2 separate regions of the Homo sapiens genome follow, and region 1 is linked to region 2. The links are chromatin contacts, found by Hi-C or POLR2A ChIA-PET in ENCODE. All regions are on one chromosome and are shown on one strand. The core of a region is the stretch at or near the end of the contact, and the rest is flanking DNA. Distances in the headings are between cores, read along the strand shown.

What was found. A loop is a pair of places that touch in the nucleus more often than their neighbours do. ChIA-PET counts read pairs that join two places held with the same protein, here RNA polymerase II (POLR2A). Pooled maps may share reads with other maps.
Region 1: a loop to region 2 is called in a map of PC-3, with 4 times the contacts of the local background. The contact joins the promoter of LINC02399 here to the enhancer-like site in region 2. A Hi-C loop is called at or near these places in 2 of 168 maps with a recorded cell type or tissue (PC-3 and endothelial cell of umbilical vein), 1 of 37 single-sample maps with no recorded cell type and 7 of 50 pooled maps. POLR2A ChIA-PET finds 5 or more read pairs at or near these places in 3 of 52 experiments (GM12878, HEK293 and T-cell).

Annotation. Positions count from the first base shown.
Region 1 is chr12:89,946,258-89,952,793 of GRCh38, forward strand. LINC02399 (long intergenic non-protein coding RNA 2399) reads left to right here and starts at 1,436. Exons shown (of 3, transcript NR_135019.1): 1 at 1,436-1,495; 2 at 1,904-1,991; 3 at 3,218-3,469. All of the region lies in intron 6 of LOC105369890 (a long non-coding RNA gene), which reads left to right.
Region 2 is chr12:89,813,025-89,820,311 of GRCh38, forward strand. LOC107984543 (a long non-coding RNA gene) reads left to right here. Exons shown (of 7, transcript XR_007063399.1): 5 at 1,709-1,812; 6 at 2,867-2,928; 7 at 4,004-4,076. Among named protein-coding and RNA genes, the nearest start is that of ATP2B1-AS1, 110 kb to the left of the region's middle. Within about 2 kb of position 4,672, at least 2 of the 41 ENCODE cell types and tissues checked have a DNase peak (open chromatin) inside an H3K27ac peak, as active enhancers do; they include PC-3, where a contact is called at or near this core.

The DNA of each region.
Region 1 (6,536 bases), core at 186-2,685, 130 kb after region 2:
GACATATTAAGAAGAAATTTCTCACACATGTGATTCTAAACTGCACATTCTTAAACAGGTTTTCCATCTCAATTTTCAATGGACTTTATTGACTTAGTCCATTGCATGAAGGCTCAAGGTGATTTTGCTTTGAAACACTCAAAGAGAGCCTTATTGAAATATGTTATTGATGTTGAAAATGACGCTGGATAAGAATAGCTGTCCTAAATGGATCTTTGACCCCTTAATGTAATCAAGATTATCAGGGATTTTTTTCCCCCTCTTGAGGCAACGGTTTTGTCATGGAAAAAAATGAGTGAGAACAATCAGAATGTTTTCTAGATTAGATACTAGGTGTCGGAATACAGAAGATGTCTGTTCTGGCAGACTGATTATTTTTCCAATACCAAGTACAGTACAGTTTCTGGTTTACAATCCCCGCCTTCCCTGGTGCCAGGTTGCTTTGCCTGAAAACTCCCATCCCAGGAACTTGAAGCACCATTCAATACAGCTACAGTATACAGGGCAAAGCTCCATTTCAAAGGTCAATGTATAATGAGATAGGAAGAATCAGCTTCTAGAAGGGTATGAAGTCCATATTTGAATGGTTCTCAAACTTATATTCTGAAGGGAAACTTATTACTTTTGTTTCTTTTCCCAAATTTGGTCTTCCCAGATGTTAAGGATCCTGGTGTCAAATTGGAACCCAGCCTACTTGACGTTGAAGTCTCCAGAATATAGTTTGGCTTCAGGGAATGTAGCTGCCTTGTGCGGTATCTGGAAGAGGCTTCTTTGATTGTGACTTTTACTATGTGGCCAGTTCTGATGGTCTGGTGTATTTTCAGAAGAATGTTGAACGTAAGGTTAATCAGGGAGATTTTAATTTATTGGGCACTATAGACGTGAAACTTTTTAAAAGCTGATGAAAATATTTGAAAACTGGAAAAAATTATAGGCTACAAAATAGAAATACACTGCAAAATGAAAGTTTCAAAAACAAAATTATAAAAATCCTTTTGCAGCATAAAGAAAAATGTTATGTTTAGGATGAGATTGGGTATGTATGTATGTATTAACATGTTTGGTATGATGTGGGCAGAGCAGGAAGGGCTCAGCTATGAACCTCTTACTGTGGCCCTGCGGCTGGGCATATTGAGATACAGCAATAGATACTTCTGGGTTTAAATAAACACTTTTTCTTTTCTGGATAAAAGTTTATTGTTTCTGGTTTGCCTCTCAACAAGAGATACTAGTAATACCAGCTTCGATCTAAAAACTTCAATTTCCTATGACAGCAACTGAACAATGTCTTGAAATTCCATCATTGTTAGACTGGGTGGGAAAATTCTAGCTGAACCTGCTTCTTTTATTAAGAGGATTGGGCTTTGTGACCTCAGAGAAGAATTTTGGCAAAACAGATATGCTGATTCTAGTCCTGGTAGCAATTGCTGGGCTCTCAGCAACTCTTCATGTGGGCTCTTCCCTTCCCCCTTTCAAAACTTGCAATTAACCCTGGGTAAGAGCCTTTTTTATTGAAATTCAGTTGAGGGACCCATAATTTAACTGTACGTCAGGAAACAAGAGAGACAGAAACTAGGAGTTTTGCCAGACACCGGGGAACAGCTTTATATTATCACGGAATCCTCAAGTTGGAAGGGGCTTTCAAAATCCTCCTGCTCAACCCCCACACTCTACAGATGAAGGAAGGCAGGAAGGCCAAGATGAGAAGTTACTTACTCCAGGTCTTAGAGGTGATTTGTGATTTGTGGCAGAGAAAGGATTAGCAAACAGGCTCCTGACCTTCTGTCTCACTCCATGCTGACTGAGAGTGGAAGAAAAAATAAAGTCCACTTTGGTGTGGAAATGCTTTCTACTAAGATTAGAGGAGAATGAATCATTGGAATTTTTTTTTTTTTTTAAACAGTGATTCAGAGCAAACTGCGTAGAGTATGCAAGATACAGGGAAACACTGAATCCTGGGGCTGACAGTTTACATCCTGGCTGTTTACCAAGTGTGTATAGACATGGAGTCTTTTGATTCTGCTTGTTGAATAATTATATTTGATCTTAAAATCTCCCCAGCTATACTGTGATAGGTTTTGTGCCTTACAGTTTATGAAGTCTCCAGTTATTAGTGTGGGCAAAGTCTTGTTGTATATAGAGAACAGCTTGTAAATTTTTTGCTCTGAGAATCTCCAAGGTGAAATCCACTCATATATACTCATTGCTAATAGGAATAATGATAGATTCTGTGCTTTTCTTATTAAGTGTTGAGTTGATTTGGATGCAGCAGTTCTGCAATTTCCTAAAATACATCTTTGTGTTTCAGTAATGGAAAGCTCAGAAATTCTCTACAGAGATATTCTCTCACTTTTAAGCCCCACCTGCTATTTAGGCAAGGCAAATATTCCACTGGTGGAAGATGTAACTCAGGGCTAATAATCTGCTTTTCAGAAATGTTATTTCCAAGATATTGACAGAATGACTTCAAACTCCTGAGCAAAGCATAGGGAGACGGATTTCCTAAGAGGCAGAGTGTTTTCTTTAAAAAGCTCTGCAACAAGCCCAGGTTATCTTTTACAGTCTGGAAGATAGCAGTTTAACCAAGATAAAAAGCTGTAAATGGTTATTAATCTACAACAGCCATTACTTTTGCACTGGGACATGATTTTTCCACTGAGCCCAAGCCTGTTCCAGGTTGGATTTCTGATTTCTTTCCATTGAATGAAAGGACAGGGCTGTTTTTACCAATATAATGACACTTCCTTTTCAACAAACAACAGAGCAAAGGCCCTTGTTTTTGTACTCTTGTCTCTACATAACTTTGCTTTTGTGGTGCAATGAATGGCACAGTTGTCCTCTTCTTTATGTTTTAAAAAATCATACTTTTGCTAAGTTGCTAGGAACTATATACATTTTAGTTTACTTCATAAACAACTGAAATAATAAAATTCCTATTTTTCTGTTCTTGAGGGACTAAGGGCCCTTTTAAAAAGCACTTACTGTCTCTCTCTCTGTGATTTTAATTTTAATTTCCTCATTCAAAAATGACAATAACAATATTACTTCAAAGGGTTATTGGGAGGGGTAAATGAAATAATATGTGTCTGAGAAAGTATATGTTAGTTGTCCCTTTTGTACAAATGAATGAAATGATTTACTCAATTGAAATCCATGTTGGCCAAACTTCAGCTCCGGATTAGACACTGATGAATAACTTTTTTTTTTCTTTTTATAGGTCCATCTTGAAAATCTTACTGTGATTCATGAATATAAATATTCAGTATCTTTCACTGTATCTATGCCCACTATTGAGCAGGTCTATATTTTCAGTCCTGTTTATATGCTATTTACAATGATCGTCAAACACACTTAAGCAATTCCTTTTTATTCCTCATGCAATGGGAAGTAAGCAAACATTCCATGAGGTTCATTTTATGAAGCAATAAAAGAAAGTTAGTCATCAAATAAAATAAAATGGTAAAATCAAGAGACTTACTTATTCAAACTGTTTACAATCTTTCAAATAAAAATAAAAATGATTTTATAGAAAACAGATATTGAAGTAATACAACCTTTAAGCTTCCACTTGCATCCCAGATTGGACCCCACCTAGAAGAAATTTGGAATAGAGTGAATTGAATTTAGTGGTTGACTCATAATCTGGGCAAGAGACTTTTAGTCTTTCCCTTCCTGTAGTTTGCTGATTTCCCTAGAACACTTACTGCCCTTCAGAACAAGCAGGCTTCTATGGTAACCAGTGAAGTAAATGGACCCCGTTGCCAGGAAAGGTACATGAAACAAAACCAAAACAAGGCAGACAGGAAGACAGGGGCTTCCCTAGCGGTTGAATTAAGAGTTGTCAGGGGAAACATAGAAATACAATTATGAAACAGCTCAGTGCGATGTGTTAATATTGATTGTGATAATGATAGCAGTAGCATATGGATTAATATGTGGTAAAAGCTGCGGCCTTTTTCTTTCCTTTTAGAACTTTGCCTTTGATTACATATGCACAGATTTCTATGACACTGTTCAATAACTAACATCTATTGAGAACCAACTATTTGCCAAAATTTTACATTTAGTTTTAAAAACCATTATAGCCACCTTAAAAGTACATTGTGATACTAATTTTACAGATTCTTCCAAACTCAGTTTATCAGCCATCCCTGATAAGCCACTTAGGTCTCTCAGTCAAATGGTCCAGTGGAATCCTGTGGAGCTCTTAGAACGTTTGTAATTATGCAATTAATGATCATAATACTTAAAGTTTAATGTTCATGTTCTCTGCCAGTTTTTAGAGTGAGACAAGCACAATGCCTTGTTCACTGGCCCATCTCTAGAGCCTGGCATGGTAGCTGGCACACAGTGAAAGCTCAGTAGACACCTTTGGCTGAGATATAAAAAGACCAAGGCTTTCTGACTTTTGCTCAATTGTACACAAGTATTGAAACCTCAGCCAGGGGCTTTTCACTAAACACTCTGCCTGAGATGTTGTTTTGTCTTAAGAATTCAGAGTACATAGACATTCTATCCTCTTGGGTATTAATCACATTTCAGTAATCTAAAAAAGAGAAATAGTATTTTCCCTCTACTTTAAAGATGCAAAAAAAGAGTTTAGTGTCTTGCCTGAAGTCACACATGCTCTGTAATAATAAATAGGTTGATGATGATAACAATGGTAATGACTTACAAAAACATGGCAGGACTGGACTCCTAGCTTCCAGCTGCACGCTCTTTAGACAAAGATTTCCCAAACTTTTCCTTACCATATTTGACTGATTTAAAAAATATATATGTAAAATTCTACCATAATTGTTTTTACATTTGTCAATTTTTTTTCTTTTTTTGCCCTCTCTTTGAGGGCAACAACTTTATCTTTTCTCTATTTTCTCATGTTGGATTCTTTCACTTACATGCCAATTCAGTAAATGTGTGCTAAATGAATCCTGTTGCCAACATCCTTATGACTGCATGTGCTGGTTAGTATCTTTCTTCTTTTACTTGTGTCAGAATAGTGTAGGTTATCCTGTGATAACAACTCTAAAATTTCAGGTTATTTCTCATTCATGGTGTCAGGGAGAGCTTTGCTTATCACTGTCACATACGGAGTAAGGCTGAAGGAGACTCTGTCATTTTATGACACTGCCATCTAATGACGTCAGGCTTCAGGGTTCACCCCAGCAGGGGATGAGAAAGAGCTGGCAAGTCAAACACAAGCCATAGAAGCCTTAGTCCAGAGTGTCATTCACATGCCTTTGGGCAAAATGAGTCACATGGCAGCATCTAACTTCAAGGGAACATGGAAATGTAATCTCCTTTCTAACCAAAAGTAAATAATTAGAAATTGGTGGACATTAACAATGCCTATCATACAACCATCATCTATGGAGTCAGGCTTTGTGAAAGAAAGAAGGTAGATGCAGATAGGAAGCCAAAGGGGGAAAAAAAAGAGAGAAGATCTGGGAGGGGGAAAGATGGATAGGGAAAGGAGAGAGGAATAGCTCAACTGCTATTCTGACAAGATTAGCTCCATTTCCAAAGGAGAACTAAGCCCTTAAATAAACCAGTCTTGTCTTACCTGTGCCTCCGGATCATGCACATGACTCATTAGTGAGTTGATTATATTTTACCATTGTTGTTCATATTTTGTCGATGTTCTTATACCATTGTGGGTCATGGTTCATTGGGACAGACAATTTTTAAGGTTTCCTGGATTGTCTTTCATGCATGAGGTATAGAACTATAAAGATTGCTGCCTTCAACTTGAGGTAGGTGTGACAAAGAAATAAAACTAAGAAGTAGAGGTGTGTTTGCCATTGGAATGCGTCATTACTGTCTTCCTCATCTTTCTTTCACTAAGTAAAGTTTCTAACTATACTCCTTCCTTGCTGGGGTTGAATACCACAGAGGAAAGAGTTGTGAATATCTTATTTATCATTGTATTCTCAGAGTCTACAAGTACCAGGCAAATAGGTAGTGCTCAGTAGATAACTGCTCATTGGTGGCTTGAAAGGGGCAGCTTAGCAGGCCCAGTTATAGCATTTTTTTTTTTTTTTTTTTTTTTTTTTTTGAGACGGAGTCTCGCTCTGTTGCCCAGGCTGGAGTGCAGTGGCGGGATCTCGGGTCATTGCAAGCTCCACCTCCCGGGTTCACGCCATTCTCCTGCCTCAGCCTCCCAAGTAGCTGGGACTACAGGCGCCCGCCACTACGCCCGGCTAATTTTTTGTATTTTTAGTAGAGACGGGGTTTCACCGTTTTTAGCCGGGATGGTCTCGATCTCCTGACCTCGTGATCCGCCCGCCTCGGCCTCCCAAAGTGCTGGGATTACAGGCGTGAGCCACCGCGCCCGGCCGTATAGCATTTGTAATTAAAGGTTTATTTCCCAAAGTGGGCTCTTTGGGGAAGGGAATTGCAGAACTACTGAAGTTACCTTTCATCTGATGAGTTGTGCTGTAGGCAAGTTAAATAGGGAGGCTGTTTTTAATCTTTGAGTTGGGCCTTGGCAAGATTTGCTCAGTTGTTTTCTTTTCAGTTGGTAGTTTGGAAGTCCC
Region 2 (7,287 bases), core at 3,422-5,921:
GGCTGAAAAATGCTGGATTACATGATATCAAAGGTCATCTCTCACAATATATACTTTGTGATATTAATCTGGTAATAGAAGGTAAAATTGAAGACAAGTTGGAGAAATGCGTGTTCAATGTTAGACATGCATTCTGCAGTGAATCTCAGCCTTATTGTCGAAGTATGTTTATTGTCTAGTTAGCTACTTTTAATTCAGAGGAAGTTTCTTGATTCATTTATCTTTTTGTGTTTTGTGTAACTATATTTTTCTGGCTTCTTCAACTTTTTTCTTTTAATACATCATCTTTATGCATAGTGTCAAATTTTATTAATGGTCTCAATTTTTAATTTTTGTTGGGCAACAGGAAATTACAAAACATAATACATATTTAATAAATGTATATTGAATTAAGGTTATTATCTTATGAGCAATCTATTCCTAAACCAGTAGTTTTCAAATTTGGCTGCCTATGACAATCACTTGGGTAGTTTTAAAATAGTGGTTCTCAAAGTTTAGTGTACCTGGTGGGCTTGTTAAAAGGTATTTACGCCAGTCACAATTTTCTGATTCAGTAATTCCAGAGCGGGGGACCAAATTTTGCATTACTAACTAGTTCCAGGTATTACTGATGCATTGTTCTTGATTATTTGAAACAAAATCTTCTAGGTTGGGATGGTTTTTAAGGCTCCCCAGATAATTATAACGGAAGGCCAGGCTGAGAACCACCAATTTGAACAGAGGAGGATGACTGGCTTTTATTTTCTGTGTAAGCCCTTATACAGGCCCTTTTATTATTCCAGTAAAAAATTCCCTTTCACATCTCAATGAATTATTTGATCCACTCTACCTCACTAGAATAAGCCAGTAAACTTTTTTTTTTTTTTCAAAAAAAGAAAATACTGCAGTTGATTACTCAGGAGAATCATAAGCCAAGTATCAACTATCTCCTGCCCCAAGAAGAACTGTAGACTAACTTAAAATAATTTATGTAATAATTTTTATCATTCAGGGTCCAATCAGGAAAACAGAAATAGTATACTTTAATATGGGGAATTGCTTACACAGGTCATGTAAAAGATTAGCAACCGCTGGAGAGACCAAGGAAGAAGGAGATGTTATCAGAGCCCAGGAGCCTGACATGCCTGAAGAAAGCTGCAGCTGGGATGGGCTTTCCCAGGGGTAGTTGGAGCTAAGGAGGAGGAGATGTAGCTGTTGTCAGAGAAGCTCCCCAAAGTAGAGAGGGAGAATTCTGTCCTCTCTCGTCCTTTTGTGTCTTCCATCAACACTTCTCATTGGCTAAACCCACCAGAATAGCAGCTGACATGGGAGTTTGGGTCAGTCCCTCAGGCGTACAGAACAAAACAGACAATAAAAAGGGGAGGAATGAATGGATCCGAGGGCAAATATGCCAAGGACCAATACATTGTTCTTATTTCTGGGACAATTCAGTCTCTTACTGACAAAACTGAGAGAATGAACATCTGCGGATGTCACTTCACTCTTAAGAACACTTAGACTGTTTAGCTACTTCACTGGAATTTTAATTTAACTTAAAAATGTGTGTTTATGTATGGGATATATGAGTTTGCTATATATATGTGTAGCTTCCTTTGGTCAATTGACAACCTACTTCAAACACTGTACAGCTAACCCTTAAACAACATGGGTTTGAACTTTGAGGATCCACTTATATGCAAATTTTCTTCTTCTTCTGCCATCTACTCAGACTGCAAGACCAACCCCTCCTCTTCCTCCTCCTCTTCAGCCTACTCAATGTGAAGACAATGAAAATGAAGACCTTTCGGATGACCCACTTCCACTTAGTGAATAGTAAATATATTTTCTCTTCCTTATGATTTTCTTAGTAACATTTTCTTTTCTTATCTTTACTGTAAGAATACAGTATGTGATAGATGTAGCATACAAAAAATGTCTTAACTGGCTGTTTATGTTATCATTAAGGCTTCCAGTCAACAGTAGCTGTTAGTAGTTAATTTTCTGGGGACTCAAAAGTTATACATACATTTTCTACTGTGTGGAGGGGTTTGCATCCCTAACCCCCACATTTTTCAAGGGTCATCTGTAGTCACCTTTTAAAGTAAAACCTAAGTCTCCAGAATAACAGTCAGAATGTTATAATGTGATATATACTTATATTAAATATATAATATTATTAACTATTACTAATCATTGACTTATCGTCAAATTCTACCTCTTCTGAGAGGATGAGTTTTAGGAACTCTTTCAACAGTCCCACGTTAAGAAATTAATAACTATGATCGCCTTAGTCCAGACCTGAATGTTTAGATGGCATCATCTGGGTCCTGTTAGTGAATTAGAAACTATAATGTTATTCAGACATACCTTGAGATATTGTAGATTGGTTCTAGACTAGCACCATAAAGCAAATATTGCAATCAAGTGAGTCACATGAAAGTTTTGGTTTTCCAGCGCATATAAAAGTTATGTTTATACTATACTATATTAAATGTGCAATAGAAGTATGTCTAAAAAAACATACCTTAGTTAAAAAATACTTTATTGTTAAAACATGCTAATGATCATCTGAGCCTTCAATGAATTGTAATCTTTTTGATGATGAAGGGTCTTGCCTCAATGTTGATGGCTGTTGACTGATCAGGGTGGTGGTTACTAAAGGCTGGAGTAGCTGTGGCAATTTCTTAACATAAGACAGCAATGAAGTTTGCTGCATTGATTAATTCTTCTTTTGACAAAAGATTTCTCTGTATCGTGGAATTCTTTTAGGTAGTATTTTACCCACAGTAGAATTTCTTTCAAAGTTAGAATCAATCCTCTCCAAACCTGCCAGTGCTTTATTAATAAGTTTATGAAATGTTTAAATTCTTTGCTGTCATTTCTACAGTGTTCACAGCATCTTCCCCAGGAGTAGATTGCATCTGAAGAAACCAGTTTCCTTGCTTATCTGTAAGAAGCAACTCTTCATTTATTCAAATTTTTATCATGAAGTTGTAGAAACTCAGTACCACCTTAGGCTCCACTGCTAATTCTAGTCCTCTTTCTATTTTCACTACATTGCAGTAACTTCTGCTGCTGAAGTCTTAAACCCCTCAAAGACATCCATGAGGGTTAAAATCAACTTCTTCCAAACTCCTGTTAATGTTGATATTTTGACTTTCTCCCGTGAATCACAAATGTTCTCAATGGTATCTAGAAAGGCAAATCCTTTTTAAAAGGTTTTCAATTTACTTTACTCACATCCATCAAAAGAATCACTTTCTATGAAATTACTTCTTGATCCATGGGCTGTGGAATGGATGTTGTGTTAACAGAGAAGGAAACAATATTAATCTCCTTGTACATCTCCATGAGAGTTCTCGTGTGACCAGGTACATTGTCAGTAAGCACTAATATTTTTATTTTTTATTTTTGAGACAGAGTCTTGCTCTGTTGCCCAGGCTGGAGTACAGTGGCCCAGTTGTGGCTCACCGCAACCTCTGCCTCCTGGGTTCAAGCAATTTTCCTGCCTCAGCCTCCAGAGTAGCTGGGATTACAGGTGTGCACCATTACGCTTGGTTAATTTTTTTGTATTTTCAGTAGAGACGGGGTTTCGCCATGTTAGCCAAGTTGGTCTCGAACTCCTGGCCTCAAGTGACCTGCTCGCCTCAGTGTCCTTAAGTGTTGGGATTACAGGCATGAGCCACCATGCCCAAGAGAATTTAAAATTTAAATCACCATAACAAAGGCTAAGAATATGAAATAGTGGAAGGAAGGTATGTGATGGGCTTGTTCCCTTACAGCCAGGATACACTGAGGTACTCATGTGCAAGATTTGGAAGTTAGAAGTGTTGGGGAAGCTGTGCTTCTGTTTTTGCTAAGGGTAAACTTGATCAAGGAACAGTTGGTTTTCTGCAGTAAGGGAAACTGTACTAAATTCTCAGGTGTTGAGAGATGAGACATGGAGCTTCCATTTTGCTGGTGTGGATTGTGGATAGAGTGGTGTGTTCTTGGAATGAGCATTTGCATTTTCCCTGTTCTCCAGATTTCTGTTATATCTGAGGATCGTTTCTGGAATCTATGGCTAAATCTTGCTCCTCCAGCCCATACATTGCTAGGTAAGTTTCTATTTCTCTATATAAATGACTTTTCTGATTAGATAAGCTGGAGGGATTCTATATCGTCAACTTAATCTTAATATACTACTAAATGCTAAAAAGTACAAATGGTAATATTTCCCCTGACTTCCAGAAATATACTTCACATTTGTTAAAAATCTTACCCTGGAAGGTGGCAGAAAATGAACTAGATTCAAAGATTTTGGACTGGTAAATTTGCCTGTGGGTTTTGGTTTATGTTATTTTGAAATGTAATTTTAATAATTATTTATTTTTATCTCTATACACACATACATGGCTTAAGTCAAATTTTTACTAGGATTATAACACAAAAATAGACGCTATGTTAATCTACCTTTCTATACCTCAGATTCCTACTTCTTATAGATGTTTTAGCAATTTCTACTGGAATTTACATTTTTTTCTAAATAGCCTGCCTATGTTGCTATTTCTCGAGTTATTCCACTTTTATTTATTATCTTTTTACTTCCCTTTGTGGAAGATGAAAGCTTATCTTTTCTCCACTCTTCCATGACCAATATAAACATCTTTGCACTTTCCTTTTCTCACCATTTTCTTATCTAGATAGCAAATTTGTATGTCTTTAGTGTTTACATTGTCATGACTATACAGACATTATTACAGCTGAATCATGTAGTAAATAAGAATCACCTTTCCTTTCTCAGACATTGAATTTTTTTCCCCTGAGGTAATAATTATCTTACTTTTGCTTAGCTTTCTATGTACTTCTGTGCTAATTTGGCCAAAAATTTCCTACAGAGGTGTAAATCTCCTGCAAGATATTAAAACACATCAGGTCACTTTTTAATTTTTTTTTCTTTCTTCTTTGCTTCTTGGAAATACTCATTTGAGAGCCCACAGTCTTTCTGCTCCTAGAAGGAGCAGGCTAGGTCTATTGCACAACTGTCAACTGGAGCCCTCTCTTATGTTAAATCCCTGATTTCCTGAATCTTGAGTTTTCAGGTTTCTTGGTTTATTACCCCATTTTGGTAGTACCTTTCCTCTAGTAGCTTTCTGTGGTAAACGTTTTTTGGAGGGAACTTATATTTCTTTGTTCTACATTCATATGAATGATAAGTTAACTGGGTGTTAATATAATGTAATATTATTAAATGCTAGTGTGATATCCCAGCCCTGAGACATGCCTGGTGCATCCTGAACTAGAATTCTTCTAGTTAGTCTTTCTTGAGAGTAAAAACCCTAGCTCTTTCCTGAGGTCAGGAAGGGCAGTTCTGTGAATGCTTGGAATTGCAGAGAAGATAAATTTCTTGTATAGATGATCAGTTTGTTCTATTTTCAGCCCCACCTACACCCACTCTTTCAGAAATACCTCCAGTTTCTGAGCCTTCCTGGGGTCCTGCATTGTGAGTTGCAAGATATTTCTAGTCTGCTAGGTCAATAACCACTCATCCATCTGCTTTCTAGCTTTTAAAATTTTGTTGATGTCATCATAGTCTCTTTGTTCTTACAGGCTTGTGCTTTTTTATTCCCTTCACTGTTAATTTAGAGGGATTTGAGGAGTGGGGAGAAGAGGTTGATATATGTATACAATTTGTCATATTTCATTGGAATTTCTTTGATGATTGGTTTTATTATTTACTTATTTATTTTTTTGAGACGGAGTCTTGCTCTGTCACCTTGGGTGGCATGCAGTGGTGTGATCTCGGCTCACTGAAACCTCCAGCTCCTGGGTTCAAGCAATTCTCCTGCCTCAGCCTCCTGAGTAGCTGGGACTACAGGCACACATCACCATGCCCAGCTAATTTTTGTATTTTTGGTAGAGACAGGGTTTCACCATGTTGGCCAGGCTGGTCTCAAACTCCTGACCTCAAGTCATCCACCCACTTTGGCCTCCCAAAGTGCTAGGATTACAGGCATGAGCCACCGCCCAGTCAAGGATTTTGGTCCTTTTAACAAATTCAGAAACTTAATAACATAATTGTGTTAGATGTAAAAACAGACCAGTTTCACAAAATTCAGTAACTTCAGGAGAATTTTTTTTTTTGAGTTACCTGAAATGTCCCATAATTGTTCCTTTTAATTTTAATTTAGCTAACTAGTAATAATTATCCATGTCATAATTTGCCTGTTTGCCTTCTCCTCTCTTTAACATGATTCACGCATGGTCTTTTGTTGATGGTTGTTTTCTCGTCCTCTTGATATTTGTATTTCAGGTATCTATTATATTAATCCACAAAGGCATTGCAGGGCATTTCTCTGCTAATATTAGCTATACTTTGGGTTAAACTCTCATCTAGGAAACATCCTAACTTAGAAGATGGTTTTCCTTTGGGTCACTGCTTCAGGAATGCCAACTGAGTCTAAGAAGAAAGATATAAATCCTCATAATGTAACATTGTTAAATGCCAGACAATAGGATGCCTGGGTGAGTAGGAGGGTCTTAGGTGACATCTCCAAATACGAGGCTGATATTGACTTTAAAGTGCTTGCTTTTTGTGCTTATAGAGGTAACACATAAAATTTGTAGAAAATTAACTTGAAGAAAAGTATAAAAATGAAAGCAAAATTTATCATGAATTCCACAATTCAGAGACATCATCTTCTGTTAATCATTATTGATATATTTAGGTTTATTTTATCCAGCCTTATTTCACGTCTAAATGTGCATTAAAAATATTTTATTGGCCGGGCGCGGTGGCTCACGTCTGTAATCCCAGCACTTTGGGAGGCCGAGGCGGGCGGATCACGAGGTCAGGAGATCGAGACCATCTTGGCTAACACGGTGAAACCCCGTCTCTACTAAAAATACAAAAAATTAGCCGGGCAAGGTGGAGGGTGCCTGTAGGCCCAGCTATTCGGGAGGCTGAGGCAGGAGAATGGCGTAAACCCCGGGGGGCGGAGCCTGCAGTGAGCCGAGATCGCGCCACTGCACTCCAGCCTGGGCGACAGAGCGAGACTCCGTCACAAAAAAAAAAAAAAAAAATTTTATTATAGAAAACCTCAAATGTGCATAAAAGTAGATAGGAGAGTATAATGATCTCTATGTACTTGTTGTCTATCTCCCACAGTTAGCATTTTGCCAATCATGCTTCATTTATTTCTCACTTTATTATCTACTCACCGCTCACCTCCACTTTTTTGGCTATAGTATTTTAAAACAAATCCCACAAGTCGTTTAATTTCACTCATAAATACTTCAGTATATATCTTATCAGATAAAGTTTTTCTT